Regions from separate parts of the Mus musculus genome. Here region 2 is linked to region 1. The links are chromatin loops, found by intact Hi-C in ENCODE. Cell type or tissue: heart. All regions are shown on one strand.

What was found. Hi-C counts contacts between places; a loop is a spot of excess contacts. Peaks named below come from ENCODE experiments on the same cell type or tissue, not always from the same donor. Only the 100,000 strongest peaks of a DNase experiment are listed, where the experiment ranks them.
Region 2: a loop joins it to region 1, with 2.0 times the contacts of the local background. A loop is called at or near these places in 3 of 42 quality-filtered maps.

The regions. Positions count from the first base shown.
Region 1 is chr4:117,673,150-117,681,149 of GRCm38, reverse strand. Eri3 (exoribonuclease 3) reads right to left here. Exons shown (of 9, transcript NM_080469.4): 9 at 6,853-7,409. The coding sequence ends at 7,327. Dmap1 (DNA methyltransferase 1-associated protein 1) reads left to right here. Exons shown (of 11, transcript NM_023178.2): 4 at 112-307; 5 at 4,383-4,541; 6 at 4,633-4,800; 7 at 5,015-5,200; 8 at 5,347-5,418; 9 at 5,651-5,723; 10 at 5,834-6,129; 11 at 6,356-6,464. The coding sequence ends at 6,415. Among named protein-coding and RNA genes, the nearest start is that of Dmap1, 5.1 kb to the left of the region's middle. In heart, a CTCF peak has its summit at 4,036 (motif pointing right); a DNase peak (open chromatin) is centred at 4,029; H3K27ac peaks cover 233 bases.
Region 2 is chr4:117,400,707-117,408,706 of GRCm38, reverse strand. The region is part of intron 2 of Rnf220 (ring finger protein 220); the gene reads left to right. Among named protein-coding and RNA genes, the nearest start is that of Gm12828, 38 kb to the left of the region's middle. In heart, no CTCF peak of the experiment used is centred here; no DNase peak of the experiment used is centred here; H3K4me3 peaks cover 497 bases; H3K27ac peaks cover 649 bases.

The DNA.
Region 1 (8,000 bases):
AGCTCAGTGTCTTGCTCCAGGACATGACTTCCTTATTCTGGGGTAGACTGAGCTTCATGGCTTTAGAGGTTCTTCACACACCTGCTTCTAACCTTTCACCTCCACTGCCAGGGATGCACCCCCACTGCTGCCCAGTGACACTGGTCAGGGGTATCGGACAGTGAAGGCGAAACTGGGGTCCAAGAAGGTTCGCCCTTGGAAATGGATGCCTTTTACTAACCCAGCTCGAAAGGACGGCGCTATGTTTTTCCACTGGCGACGAGCGGCGGAGGAGGGCAAGGACTACCCTTTTGCCAGGTTCAATAAGGTGAGCTGCTAACAGAGCAAAGCTGAGCCACTTGCTGAGTTCTCCAGTCTCCCAGGGCTGGCTCCAGATGTGCTCAGTCCCAGCCTCAGTTACCCACTCGGTTCTAGGTCAAGTGCTGCTTGTGGGTTTCTTCTGCCTGTTGCATTCCGCCCTTTTCTGGATCTCCTGTGGGTTTTAGTGGCTTCCCTTGGCCCTTCAAGTACTGCTGCTCCTCACAACTGCATCCTAGGTGCAGCTTCCTGCTTCTCCATGCTTCTTCATTGTTCTTCTTTAGCTCTGTTACTTCAGCAGCTAATGGCCTCACCCCAGAAGATCTCATTTACTAATACTCCTTTCTGAATGTCCCATTTGGTTTGTGTCACCATTTGTATGGCACATGCCAGCAGACCAGAGGACACTTGAGAGCTGGGCCCCAGAGATCAAACTTAGGTTTGAGCCACCTTGTCAAAACTAAGAGTGGTCAGGGAGGGCCTCTCTGGGAAGGTGGTATTTGTTACCAATCAAATCTCAGCCTGTGCTCTTCACCCTTTATGGCTAAGCACCCTAAACCAAGACCAGTTAGTTTTTTGGTCTAGATTGTAGAGCCTTACCTAAAGCAGGGCCTTTTCCAGTCTCATCCAGCCATTGAGAGGAAAAGCTAGAGTAGGCTAGGATTGTATAACCTGTGGCTAAGGAACAGTGTGGCTCAGAACAGTCTAGAATTAAGACCTTAAAACACCAGGAGTTCAAACTCAGATTTTTCTCAGTCTGACGTATCTTGTGCCTGGACGCCCTCTCTTTGATGGCTTCTCAGACTGAGCATTGTCCAGTGTGGCTCTATCACATTCATTCCAAACCAGCGTGTCCTCCATCCCAGTATCGTTCTTAGGACTCTAGGGGCCAACTGATGGAGAAGCTAGACTGACAGAGTTCAGTGAAAAGGTGAAGTATTTGAGGGAGGGGGAGGGACTGGGAAAGACAGACGTTCTTTTATCTTTAAAAAAACACTCAGTTTGTATTTAGTACTTACTGTTCCAGCATGTTGAAGCCTAAACACTGAGAACAAAAATAAGTCAGACAAAGTATCTGTCCTTAAAAACGTCATGTTATTGAGAGACAGGGGAATATGGGTACAGTTACAGTCAGTAGGAGATAAACTACTCGGAAGGCTGGAACGTTATGGGAGTTTCCTTGATGATGGTACTAGGTACAGTGATTCTTTTTCCTTCATACACATAGAACATGGCGGAGAAAAATATAAAAAGAATATAAGGCCCAGAGGCTCCTGCAGACAGGCCTACGGCCAAGGTTGATCCCTGGGACCCACGTGGTGGAAGGAGAGAACAGACTCTGAAATGTTGTCCTTTGACCTCCAAATATCCCATCCCTACACACCTGAAACAAAGTGCAATTTAAAGTGTAACTTAAAAAGGTTCACGTGTAGTGGCTGCACTGGGCATTCCCGTATACCGATAGAGCCTAACGCTCCATGTAGGGTCATGGGAGGGAGGTGTGGCTCTGTTGATCAACAGTGACCATGCCAGGTGGCCCTTAGCAACCAAGCTTAAGAACTTGGAGCCACTCATAGATTTTAAAGTAGAGTCATGTCAGGACTGGATGCGTTCTGGCAAGCTCTGGGTGACTGTAAGATTGAGTGAGTTCATGTTCTTCCTTTAAAGCTGCTTCCCTGAGGGGCCTTACTCTCTGTGACTCTCCCTCTGCTCTTGCTCAGGACAGGAGTCCAGGAGTCACTGAGGGTGGCACCCTCCTTGGCCCTTCATGCCCAACTCTGGGATTCCCTCTTACTCCAGCCTCTAGGCCTGTGCCTTCTCTGCTGCTTTTGTTTGGGCTTTTGGCTTCTCACCTCCACCACTGCTGAAGGTGGCTGTTTAGTTTCCTACTCTTCTTTCACTCCAACACCTTCTCTGCTGCTAGGTGGTCTTAGATACAAGAAACAGGACTTTAAAATAATTTTATGTGTATGAGGGTTTGCCTATGTGTGTCTGTGTACCACACGGGTGCAGTGCCCGTATAGGCGGAAGAGGAGCTGGAACCATTGGGGCTGGAATCTTATGACTGCGAGCTGACACGTGGGTGCTGGGGGGGGCGTGGCAAATCCAGAAACAAGACCTTTAGTCTCCTTAAAACTAGCCTCATTGGATTGTGCGGGTCACCCCTAGCTCAATTCTAAGCTTCCAGAAGGGGGTGCATTCCCTGTAACAGCTGGTTCACTGCCACAGCAGACTCTCTTCTCAGCTCACTGTTTCCCAGCCTGCTCCCTGAAGCCAGGTGTGCGCACACATTAGAGTATTTTCATCTTATGTCCTTTTGTGATCCCCTGTTCTCCCTCACTAGTTCACTTCTATTTAGCCTTAAGGTTTAGTTAGCCTGGTATGGAGGTACATACTTGTAGTCCCAGTATTTGGGAGGTGGAGTCAGGAGCATCAGGAGTTCAGGATTATCTTCAGATACATACTGTCAGGGCCAGCCTAGGCTACTAAATAAAAACAAAACCAGCACAGGGCTAAACAGATGACTCAGTAATTAAGAGTGCTTATTGCTCTTCCAGACTGGGGCTTGGTTCCCAGGAACCAGATGGGTAGCTCATAGCTACCTCAAACTCCAGCTTCTTCTGGACATCCAGTGCCTTCTGGTCTCCATAGTCACATCTTCCTCAACACACACACAGGATTAAATTACTAGGAGGTAAATGTAGCCAAGTCTGGGAAACTAGATTTTCCAGAAGGATGTCTGAGTGGTCAAAGGATGAGGATGTTCAGTTGGTAGAAGGAATATGGAATTAAGAATAAACTTGAGGGAAAGAAATGGCCAAGCCTTGCTCTTGAACTTAGGAATTATCTAGAAGGCACTTTATCTCAGAAGTTGATCTAGAACAGCATCTTTCTTAGGAACAGGCGAACGATCTTTTCTGTTGTAGTCCAGCATTGACTGAGAAAGATTATTAGGATTTTAAGAGAATACAAGTTCATGTTTATATTTCATGAGTGGACACACAGTTGTGACATAAAAGTGCTTTGTTTCCATTCTTACTGTAGGTCTGCCCTGTACGGAGGGAGCATGGTGTAGACGTTTGCAGACAGAGAGCTGATTGGAAATGGACTGCAGGGCAGCCTGAGTACAACAGGATAGTGCTGTGCTACTCTGAATGGCTTGTGGCCATTGAGAGATGGGGATTCTGGAGGCAAAATTAAGGAAAAAGAAGGATTGAAAGATGCTTCCAATGTCAGGTGTGGTGATGTGTGCTTGTAATCCCAGTGTTTGGGAGACTGAGGCAGGAGGACTGCTGTGAAGTAGAGCCAGTGTGGTTTGCACAGAGTGCTGACCAGCCAAGGCCACTTTACCAAGGCTGTGTCGACAACAAAACAGAAACATAGACCATCTTTAGACACGGGTTTCTGATGCTGGCTTTGGTGACAGTGGCTGAGGTGTGGATTGGGGATGTTTGAAGAAGAGGGATGAACGCAGTGTTGAGCATATTAAGGTTGGGGATGTGTGACATCTGGTGGAAGTGTCCAAGAGCTTTTGAATTCATGAGAAACTTCCTGTTCTAGCCCAGAACCAACTCCTTCTTAGATTTCTGATCTGTGACTCAATTGTGGTGAGATTGGTAACTCTGAGAGGGCACCCGGGCAGGAGGAATATGGGCCAGGAGAGGAAGGGGCATAGGCGCTAAGTTTCCCTGGAGATGCCCAACAATTGAAGTACTCTGAGACGGCACATTTCACTGTCACCACTGGGTGGCAGTAGTGCTTCAGACAAGGCTCTGGGCCTTCCCCTGTCTGATGGGTTTGTCATTCTAGAATTGACCCTTGGGTGCCTAGAAGTGCTTACAAATCAGATAGGAGCTTGTGACCCATTCCAAAAGATGGTAAGTTGTCCTGAGGGAATCAGGTAGGCCACTGACCCAGAGCCTTATAGGGAGGGGCCTCTGACTAATTAGACAGGGTCTTTCTTTCCTACAGGCTGCTCCTGTAGGGATATGGGGTTGGTAATAAACAGGAAGGGTTGTGGTAACATGGCAAGCCTGCTTGGACATACACAAAGGAATGCGGTCCCCATGTCTTTGTGCCAGTAGACGGTGCAGGTGCCCGTGTACTCAGAGCAGGAGTACCAACTCTACCTTCATGATGACGCATGGACTAAGGCAGAGACTGACCACCTATTTGACCTCAGCCGCCGATTTGATCTGCGCTTCGTAGTTATTCACGATCGGTATGACCACCAGCAGTTCAAGGTGAGCTGCTATGCACTTGCCTGAGTGCCCAATCCTTCTGCCATTTCTTCCATGCTCCTCAGTGTTCCTCTCCATGTGTCTTGATCCTCAGAAGCGTTCTGTGGAGGACCTGAAAGAGAGGTACTACCACATTTGTGCCAAGCTTGCCAACGTGAGGGCTGTGCCAGGCACAGATCTCAAGATACCAGTGTTTGATGCTGGGCATGAGAGACGGCGGAAGGAACAGCTAGAGCGGCTTTACAACCGAACCCCAGAGCAGGTCATAACCTCTTCTACACCACCCTCCACGGCTCAGCTCTCACTCCCCCCAGGCCCCTTCACCTCCAGCCCATTTTTATGGTCCCTGTTCCTCCCTTCTCTGCAGGAGTCTCCTTACCTCTGGTCCCTTATAGATAACCTAGTGTCCCGTCAGCTCCCCAGCCACTTGCTTCCACACAGCCCTCATACACACGGAAGCATTTCTTGCTTTGCAGGTGGCAGAGGAGGAGTACCTCCTACAGGAGCTGCGTAAGATTGAGGCCCGGAAAAAAGAGCGGGAGAAGCGCAGCCAAGACCTGCAGAAGCTGATTACAGCAGCAGACACCACTGCAGAGCAGCGGCGCACGGAACGCAAGGCTCCCAAGAAGAAGCTACCCCAAAAGAAGGAGGCTGAGAAGCCGGTGTGAAGGCTGACCCAGCAAGCTCAGGGGGGAGGGGTCATCTGGCACAGGGTCCCCAGCTTCAGTGGGTATTCTCAGAGTATCCTGAGTTATTAGGTCCCTGGGCCACTCCCCGTGACACCTAAGGCTCCTTAACTCTTCTCCAGGCTGTCCCTGAGACTGCAGGCATCAAGTTTCCAGATTTTAAGTCGGCAGGTGTCACGCTACGGAGCCAGCGGGTGAGTTACCTCATGCAGTATTGGGCCCTTGGCTCCAGGTGGCCTAATGCTACAGCTCTAAGTCTAGAGCAGTGGGAGAGGGGGCTATGGACCTCAGGGCATGGCCAAGCCTAGTCTGCCTTTACCATTCTCCACTTCTCAGCTAGTTCCATTTCAGCCCCAGCTACACCCATGGGTTACCTATGTGCCTCATCCCAAGAGGTGGAGGACTTAGCTAGCTTCATCATTGCAGATGAAGCTACCCAGCTCTGTGGGTCAGAAGAAGATCAAGGCGCTGGAACAGATGCTGCTGGAACTTGGTGTGGGTGAGTGATGCTGAGCCCCACAGAATGTCCCCTTCTCTCAGAGCCTAAGCAAGGGAGGGCAGTTCATGTTTCAGGCATGTGACCATAGTCCAGCTTTGTCTTGCTTGCAGAGCTGAGCCCTACCCCCACAGAGGAGCTGGTGCATATGTTCAATGAGTTGCGGAGCGACCTGGTGTTACTCTACGAGCTCAAGCAGGCCTGTGCCAACTGTGAATATGAGCTACAGATGCTGCGGCACCGGCACGAGGCCCTGGCTCGGGCAGGAGTGCTGGGGGCCCCTGCCGCAGCAGCAGTGGGACCAACCCCGGCTTCTGCTGAGCCAACAGTGTCTGAATCTGGACTTGGTCTGGACCCCACCAAGGATACCATCATTGATGTCGTGGGTGCACCCCTCACACCCAATTCGGTAAGAGCCTGGACAGGCTTATGGGGAGCATGACCTGGCTCTGCAAGAGAACACATCCTTTACAGAGCCTACTCTCTCCAGTGCCTTCAAGGGAGTGGTTGCCACTGTGAGGGGCGAGGCTGACGACAGGAGAGGGTTGACTATTGGGCCTCTTCTCTGAAAAATGACAGACTAAGCCTTGAGTCCAACCTCAGAGGCTACTAACCTCAACACTTTGTCTCTTTAGCGGAAACGACGGGAATCAGCCTCCAGCTCATCTTCTGTGAAGAAAGCCAAGAAACCATAAGGGGCCATCTGAGTTGGTGGTATGGTGTAAATAGAGCTGTTACATTGGACTGGGCTGATTGTTTCCTCACTTCCTCATTAACCTTGGCTGGAATGACAGTCTGATATACAATCGATCACTACAGCAAGTTCCTAAAGGCTTGCTTGCAATGCCCACATTAGGCCCTTAGCCACTTTGAGTTGCCTAGACCCTGCACCTCGAACACTTGTGGTTCTACATTTAAGATGGTCTTGCACACGGCTGGGATCTCAGCAGTTTTGGCAGATCCTTGGGGTCCAGGTATTTCCCCCTCCCACCCCAGCCCTGCCCCCAGTTTGTGTAACTTTAGTGAAGGCATCAGAAGGTACTATAGTGTCAGCTGCTCACATGCTGATGGCTTTGTATGGAGATGAAGCCTGGAACATTGGCATATCAACAGCCTTAGACACAAGGGTGGCTCCAGACACACTAGGACCTTGTTTCCCCGACTTTATTCAAGTGGCACGTTCACAGCAGGGATGAGGGGAGGGTGGACACAAGGTGGGGCCTGATCTGTCCTGGAGCCCTGGGGGCACCACACACCATGCACTATGGATGGGAGGGGCACAGGGAGGGCTTGGTGGCCCCAGCAGAAGCCTGTGTACTAGGGAGAAGGCAGTTGAGTACCTGGGTTCCCCCTAGCCCAGGCCCATAATGGCAGGGGCTAATACTGGGCTGAGACTGAGGAATGGGAGTGGGGTGGGGCACAAAGTGTCTGCTCCAGAGGGGCCAAGTGGCCATGCCCTCACACAGGGCACAAGCCTGTAGGGCAGCTGGGGGACACTCTGGGCGCAGAGCTGTGCCACTCTCCCTTTTCCCTCTGGTGAGGGAGAGGAGGATTCTGGTTTGGGCCAAGCAGCTACCCTGTCCTGCCCCATCCCGTCCTCTGCCAATCAGAAGGGCTTTGATGTCTGCTTGAAGATGAAGCCTCGGTATGCCAATGTCTTCATGATGTTGGCAATGTTCTTGCAGTCATCTAGAAAGAAGAGAAGACATTCAGACCGGCCAGATTCAGGAGCTATAGGCCTGAGAAGGACATCTCTGGCTCTGATGACAACATTGCTAGCCTTGGGTTGGGCTGGGTGATACTGGGCCTGCAGGAAGCCCGGACTCAGTGCTTCTCAGTCCCATAATTCATGTTGGAAATTGGCCGCTGTGTCCCATCCCGGCCCCAGTGGTGATGTATGGGCGCCGTCGCAGTAAGAAAAAGGCAGAGTAAATGTGTAATTTCTCCCTTGACGGCCCCTGGCCGCTGGGCGATCCTTCTTGTTGCCGCCACATGGGGACGGCCTGTCCGCCACACTCTGTCTTCCCGCCACCCGCCTTGATGTCTCCATTTCATTACTGTGTGGCCATTCATCACACCCACAGCCAGGGTGACTTTGTCGGCACTTGTGTGTGTGTGTGTGTGTGTGGGGTACAGACTGTGGCCCAGGCAATACTCAACTGGTGACAAGGCACAAGACTTGGCATGGCTGTGTCGGAACCCTGGTAAACACCTGCCCTGGATACCTGTCCCCATGTAGCTGCTATCAGCCTGTCAGACATATGCAGTAGTCAACCTACA
Region 2 (8,000 bases), 270 kb after region 1:
GAGTGGATGGAACCGGATGCTACCCAAGATGACCTAAGGGCCTTTCCCAAAGTGTCCGTCTCTCATCCCTGCCCTGCCCCTCTCACCCCTCCCCTGCCCACCTGTGCCCTAGAGCAGCACTCATTGGTGAAGCTGTGTGTTCTTCAGCTAAGAACAGTCAGTCCCATTCATGGATAAGAAAATCAAAAGGTCACTCAGGATACCTAAAGCAAAAGAGGCAATAGATCCAGCAGCCCCGCCCCCTGAGGGTGAGGATGGACGGCTGTGTGGATAGAACAGAGGCTTGGAAATAAGTTGCTCCCCTGGCCACTCCAGGGCACGATGAAGCCCAAACCTGCTTCTCATCTTGGTTGTCTTCCCAATGTAAATGTCTTCCCTGGTTAGACTTCCTCCTAGCGTGGCACTTCTTTGATGTAGCAGTGAGATTTGCCATTACACACTAGTTCAGAGACTATAATTAAGGCCTCTTTTCCACTAGGCTTGAACACTCTGGGAGTGAGTACCTTGCTATTGGTCCTCTGTGCTATGAGTACCACGTGGGGCCTTAGCACATGCCAAATGAAGGAACAAAAGAAGAGGCAAGACAGACTCAGAGGAAGTGAGGAAAATGAAAACCAAGGGTTTCTAGAGATAAAGGCAACTGCCAGCCATTGCATGGAGATAGAGGACATTTCTTCACGACTCCAACATGGAGGCCAACACGAACAGCACAGAAAACATTGGGGCCAGGGATCTAGACAATGTGATGGCTAAGGTCGGGGCAAGAGGTGGATGACCTCCGCTTTCTTCCTCTGTTCAAAGATGCCAGTCTGTCTCGGAGCCTGGGGCAGAGAAGGACAGAGGTTCTGTGGGAGAACTGCAGACATTTCTGATGGAGAACCTGGAAAGAAAAGGCCTGGCTTGCTGGGGGTAGCTTTGGGAGAGGACCTTCTAGTTTTCTGCAAAACAAAAGGGTTAGTTTCAGGAAGAGACTAGATCTTGGATCCTGGAAGCCAGAGGGAAGTTGAACTGGTGAAGGGTTAAAGGAAGGAAGAGATTGAGGGTGAGGTAGGGAAGACCAGTGGGCACACCCCTGGTCTGTGGGAGATTTTTCTTTACCTCCTATAGGGCAGAGATGTGCAGCTCATTTTTTAGATCAGTCTTTAAGAAGAAAAATGACAAAAAGGAATTTGGATAATTAGGAAGTAAATGCAGACTGTGCAAAAAAAAAGAAGAAAAAAACGGTTACAGCTAGAAAGCAGGTAGAGAACGCTCAGAAAGCGTAAAGGGTTCACAAATGGTTCTCCATCAGCCAGCCAGGGTGATATCCATCATGAAGTATTAAGGCTGGTGTTCTGGGAACATGCTAAGCGGGGTGCTGATGGAGCCACTTATAATAGTGTCTGGAAAAATCATGGGAAGTAAAGGGGACCATGAGGAAGCTGGCGAGGTGAAATGGATATGATCCTGTCATCTCAAAGGTGGCCTAAGAGTCTTACGATTCTTCATTCTGTCAAGTTAGAAAGTATACACAAGGGCTGGAGAGATGGCTCAGCAGTTAAGGGTACTGACTGCTCTTCCACAGGTCCTGAGTTCAAATCCGAGCAACCACATGGTGGCTCACAACCATCTGTAAATAGATCTGATTCCTTCTTCAGAGGTGTCTGAAGACAGCTGCAATGTACTTATATATAATAATAAATAAATATTTTTTTAAATTCTTAAAAAGAAAGAAAGTATGCACAAGAAGCAAGAAAAGTCTGTCATCTCTGGGAGAAAATAAAATTGTAAAATCTGTGTGTGTGTGTGTGTGTGTGTGTGTGTGTGTAAGCACGCCTAAGGGCCAAACCACACCAAACAGAATAGCACTGAGTGATCAGATTGAAAGCAGAGAAACAGATGTGTTATAATGGGCGTGCCACAAGTGGCTGTTGTAAAAACAGGTTCAGGATCTGCCAGTGGTGCATAGAAAGGAAAAGTCAATAGCAGAGAATCCATTCAGGGCGAGGGGTGCCCTCCTGGCGAACAATTAACCATGTCTTCTCTTGGACAAGAGAAAGCGACATGTAGCCGAAGACACTGATGGATAGGTATGGTGGAGAAATAAATAATACAAGAACCCAAGGAAGTCCCGGGCTGGAGCATCTAATTATGGAGGGAGAGGCAGATTGGAACAAACAACACATTGGGTTCGGGGGAAGGTCCCTCTGTTCATTGAAGAGAACTATTCAGGGTCTTAGAAGCTGCCTTGCTGTGGAGGCTACACACAGAAAATTTGGGTGTAGAACTCTTGGGAGTCTTTTCTGAGACTTGATACAATCGGGTAGTTTCAAAACTGTGGGGAAGGCCCTGGAGGGGTGGGCTGAGCGGAGTGGCCTTGCGTGGTAATGACTGCTGGGCTGCACAGCTCCAGCACCCTACATGCTTTTACAAGGTTAAAGCAACAGCTTGAACCTGTATGGGGTGAGCATTTGTTTCCTTTCCAGATTGCCAGCTAATGAGGAAAGATTAAAGAGGCTAAATCTGTTTAGCTTGGCTAAGTGTCGACCGAGGCGGCGGGAGCGGAGAGGCATGCTGCGCCTGCCTGGCAGAGCTGGGGTGTGATAAGTGTCTGCAGACTTCAGGAAGGTGTGACAGCAGCCTGGCCCAGGGAGAACGGCTCTCTCAGCTGGTGCAAGGAATCTTAGCTTTCAGCACTGGGAAGAAAAGTGAGGAGGTTCTCCAACAGGGAGCTCAGCATCTCCTGGGGCAGACAGGTGACCCGAAGAGGCAGAAGGCCAGCTTTGCCAAGAGGGGAGGAACCAGGCCAAGCACGAACCAAGTCTTGAGTGTTTCTGGGGGCCTTTCTGGTCCACTGCCCCCCATCACAGCTGATAGGGACCACTTTCGGGTGTGTGACATTCTTGGTAGCTAGCTCCGCAGTTCATAACCAGGCTGATCTTTGATGATATCTTAAGAGGAAATCTTCCAGTCTGTGAGGAGACCTCCTCTAAGGGCAAACAGAACATCCCCCACAAAAGGGAGAGCAAGCGGCAAGGCCAAAGACTTAGTGTCCCAAGCGTCCCCAAGCTGGTGAGCTCGGCGGACTCTCACTCCTACTGTTGGCAGTCTCATGGTTAAACACTTAAACAATCTTTCTTTCTCCTCTTTTCTCTCTCCCCCTCTCTCTTTCTCTCTCTCTTCTTTTCAGAGTTGACAGGGGCCAAATAAAGGCCCTTTTAAAAAAACACACAAAACAATTTTGTTCCTTCTGAGAGTGATGGAGTGAAAGCGAGGCAGATTATAGGCCTGCGCACCGAGGGCCCTGCAGATGGGGGGAGAAGAGCTGACATGATGGGAACCTAATGGCAGTAATTGGCCCTGGCTTTGACAGGACCCATATCACAGCTCAGGAAGAGAGAGATGGTTAAAGTAAAAATTTACACAAAATTATATGTTTTCGGGGTGAAAAAGACTGTTTGGATTTCATTTTTTTTTCTTCCTCTTCTTCTCCCTAGAGCGTGCTTCATGGGTCACGCTCTGTGTTCTCTCTCTCTCTCTCTCTCTCTCTCTCTGTGTGTGTGTGTGTGTGTGTGTGTGTGTGTGTATACGGATGTACAGAAGTATAGATGCAGACATGTGTACATGAGTGTTTACACATAAGTGTGTGCACACACGTGTACACATCCATCCTCCCTGGTATACTTGTATCTACTGTGCTACCAATGCTGACTTTCTCCCTTCCTCAAACAGAGGCCTGGGCTAGCCCTGGAAGTTTCTCTTTAGAAAGGAGAAAGGGCCTCAGAGGAGGAAGAAAGAAAAAACTACTATATTAGGATGCCCTTTATGATTTCACACAGAAGAGATTGTCGGGGCGCAGTACACAGCTGCCTGCCTGGCATCTTGTATTTATCCTTGAAGCACTTTACTCCTGACTATAGCCAAGCAACAGATTGGGTAATTACATTTGCTTGGTGTCTGACTCCCGCTCCAGTCTGGGAGCCCTCGAAGTGCAGGACCCTGTTTGTCTTCTTTAGTGCCACATTCCCACTACCCAGGAAGCAGCTAGCACACTGAAGCCTTTCAGTAAGTGGCCAGGGCTGAGGAGATAACTGGGTGGGTAAACTGCTTGGCATGCCAATATGAGGATCAGTGTTTGGGCTCCTAACACCTACATGACTGCTGGGCATGGTAGGCCACCTATAACCCCAATACTCAGGAGGTGAAGACAAGCTCCTTAGAACAAGCTGACCATGCCGGGCGTGGTGGCGCACGCCTTTAATCCCAGCACTTGGGAGGCAGAGGCAGGTGGATTTCTGAGTTCGAGGCCAGCCTGGTCTACAAAGTGAGTTCCAGGACAGCCAGGGCTACACAGAGAAACCCTGTCTTGAAAAAAACCAAAAAAAACAAAAAAAAACAAAAACAAAACAAAAAAAAAAACAAAAGAAAAGAACAACCCCCCCCCCAAAAAAACCCAAGCTGACCAGTTATCTTAGTCCAGTTAGAGTGGGTTCAAGTGGGAGACACTGCCCAGGTACATAAAATGGAGACCCATTGAGGAAGATACTTACCATCAACCTCTGGCAGGTTGATGCACAGACATACACATGCACACATACACACGTTCATTCACACAACATGCATGCATTCATTTCACATAAACATATACAAGCATATGCACACACACATTCATTCACACACACACACATTTACATCTACACATGCACACACACATAACATATACAGACATACACACATATGTATACACACATACACATGCACACCTACATACCTTTATACACATGCGGGCATGCACACACACATAACATATACAGACATATACACATATGTATACACACATACACATGCACACCTACATACATTTATACACATGCGGGCATGCACACACACACACATACATACACACACACACACAGAATTTTTAAAATGAGCAGCCTAAAATAAGAAGTCACAGAGGGACAGCAGCTGTGTTAGAAGAGCATGCCTTACTGAAGATAAATTGACTGATATAATAAGAAAAGGCCCCGTGAACTGCTGGGAGGAGCAGGCCAGACCACAGTTTGCTGAGTGGCAGTGGAGGCTCTGAACTCTGTCCTTTATGAGCCTGAAGCACAGTGTTGGCACAAACTGCTCATGCTCCGGTTGTAAAGATTGGCACGTTCAGCAAGGAGGGTGGAGCTTAAAGTCAGGAAATGAGGGGGCAAGACCCAGATGTTCAGGAGGGAATCCTAAGGGATGGGCCAATCATGAGAGGCACAGGAGGAAGAGACCTGCAGGCAGAGAGCAGCTATGGAGGTGTGAGTAACTCCTGGAGGGAGCAGGAGGTAGGTTGGGGTCAAGTTGGGCTTAGAGGAACCAGTAGCAGGCTCAGGCCCAAGCCCTTCACATTTCGCCTCAGTGTTTGAAGAAAACCTCAGGCCTGTAGCTAAACCAGGCCTCCCTAAGACCACTGAGGAATCCAGAACTGAGTCAGTATGGCTAGGCATGGGAGCTTTGTCTAGGATCATAGAGAAATGATACCGGTGGAGCCATGGCACTTGCTAGGATCAATAGAAAGCCAATATAGTCATTAGGTGGTTCTGGACTAACACAAGTACAGGCTATGTGCACTGAGAGCCGTCTGAGGTACACGGGCATCAGACCAAGCTGTAAATAATTTCTAAGACTGACCTGCTGCTGCAGCAGTGAAGAGCGAGGCCTGCTGGAGAGATGGCTCAGTGGTTAGGAGTGCACTGTGGTAGCACAGACCCGAGCTTGGTTCCCAGCACCCACATCGGGTAGCTCCCATCTGCCTGTAATTCCACCTCCAGGACACCCAAGGCCTCTGACCTCTATAGGCACTGTGCTCATGTGTATATACTTAGACATAAACACAGAACCTAAAAAATTAAAATAACCTTTTTTTAAAAAAAGGGGAGTGATCACTTATAATCAGATGGTTAGGATATGTAAATTCTCTCTGGGTTTTGTTGTTGTTTGTTTGTTTGTTTTAAATATTTACTAATTTTATGTATATGAGTACACTGTAGCTGTTTGCATGCACACCAGAAGAAGACATCGGACCCCATTATAGATGGTTGTGAGCCATCATGTGGTTGCTGGGAATTTAACTCAGGACCTCTGGAAGAGCAGTCAGTGCTCTTAACCACTGAGCCATCTCTCCAGCCCCTTTGTTTTTGTTTTTGAGACAGGTCTCACTACGTAGCTCTGGCTGGCCTGGAACTCTGTGTAGACCAACTGACCTCAAACTCGGAGACTTGTGTGCATCTTGGCCTTCCTGGTGCTGGGATTAAAGGCAAACATGCACAAACAGATTCTTTTGTTGTTGTTGTATTTATTTTAATTTTATTTTATGTGTATGAGTGCACAATATGCATGCACTGTCCAAATAGTCCAGAAGAAGGAGGACATGGGGTTCCCTGAAAGTAGAGCTACACACAGTTGTGGGCCACCATTGCTGTGTGCCACTATGTGGGTGCTGGAAACTGAACCTGGTTCTCTGCGGAGACAGGAAGTGCTCTTAACTGATGTGCCCTTTCTCTCTCTCCAATCCCAGAACAGTACAGAGACTCTTAACAACTGAGAGCTAAAGACGTGTAGGATGAGGGCATGAGTTCAAATCCCAGCACCCACATAAAGCCAGATCCGAAGCTGTATGTAAGGGGCGCATGCCTTTAATCCCAGCGCTTGGGAGGCAGAGACTGGAAGATCTCTGAGTTCAAGGCCAGCCTGATACAATTTAAGCCAGGACATCCAGCGCTACAGAGAAACTCCGCTCCTCCACCCCTTACTTACTATGTTCCATCTGGGCTGCTCTTAACTCCAATCGGCCAGCCTTCGTGGCCATGGCTTGAAGATTCTTACCCTGTGGTATTCTCATCTCTCACCGCCTTGCTCTCCCTCCTTATGGTCTCCTCAGACTCCAAGTATGGGAACCCCAACCCCTGCCTACATGTCTTCTGCCCAGCTATTGGCTGTTAACATCTTCATTTAACCAATAGTTTTAAATTAGAGAGCAAGGTCACATGACTGTGGGGACTCTCTCGTTCCTGGGAGTAACCAGGTCTTGGGGGTCAGTTTTTATCATTAAAATACATATCAAAAGATCAAGCTTTAACCAAGACTAATTGAGAAGAATGCTCAATGTCAACCTCTGACTTTCACAAGCTCGCACGGTGCACACACACACACACACACACACACACACACTGAGGAATTTGGGATTTGAACACTCTCATTTTGTATCAACATTGACAGGATGCCTCTTCTCTTCCAGGTACCATGCTTGGTCAAGGCCCTTCAGAACTACTCTTTAATTTAAGATATTTCCCTTATAATTAGTCTTTCTATGCAGGTGTGAGGTCATGAATGGAAATCCATGACACTCACACAGTATAAGAGAATGCCCTTTTGGGGGTCTCAGGGTTCCCCCAATTCTGCAGATGCTCAGATGTCTAGGGAAACAGCTGCTGCCTTGGAATTTTCCTCCATTGGGATTTAACACACCAGTGGGAACCTCATCCCTATCTGTTGCCTCTGCAGAACAATATTAAAAGCATAAGTCAAGGACAGTTTCCTTGCACTGGAATCTAAAATAGTGAGTTTGCTTCATCAGGTACCTCTGGCCTCTGGTCCATATTGGCCGGAGGATGGGATGCTGGAACCTCCAGCTTAGCCCTCCTCCGATGTGGTCCTCAGCCACTGCTTCCATGCCCTGTGATGGCGTAGAAATGGGCCATTGGTGCTGTTGCTTTATCACCCATCTAAACTTTTTACCTAAAATCATGGAATCTCAGCACCTTAGGGATGATAGGACATGTGTAAAAATAGCCTGCCTAGACCGAGTTAAGTGCTAGAGACTGGTAAGTTTAAAAATAATTCCTGCCTCAAAGGAATTATTGTCCACTGAGGTGGACCAGCCAAAGAGATGATTTCAGCATACTCGGGAGAGTGCTAAGATGTAAATACAACTCCTCCAAAAAAAAAAAAAAAAAAAAAAGCAGGCTGTTCTTTCTGCCAGG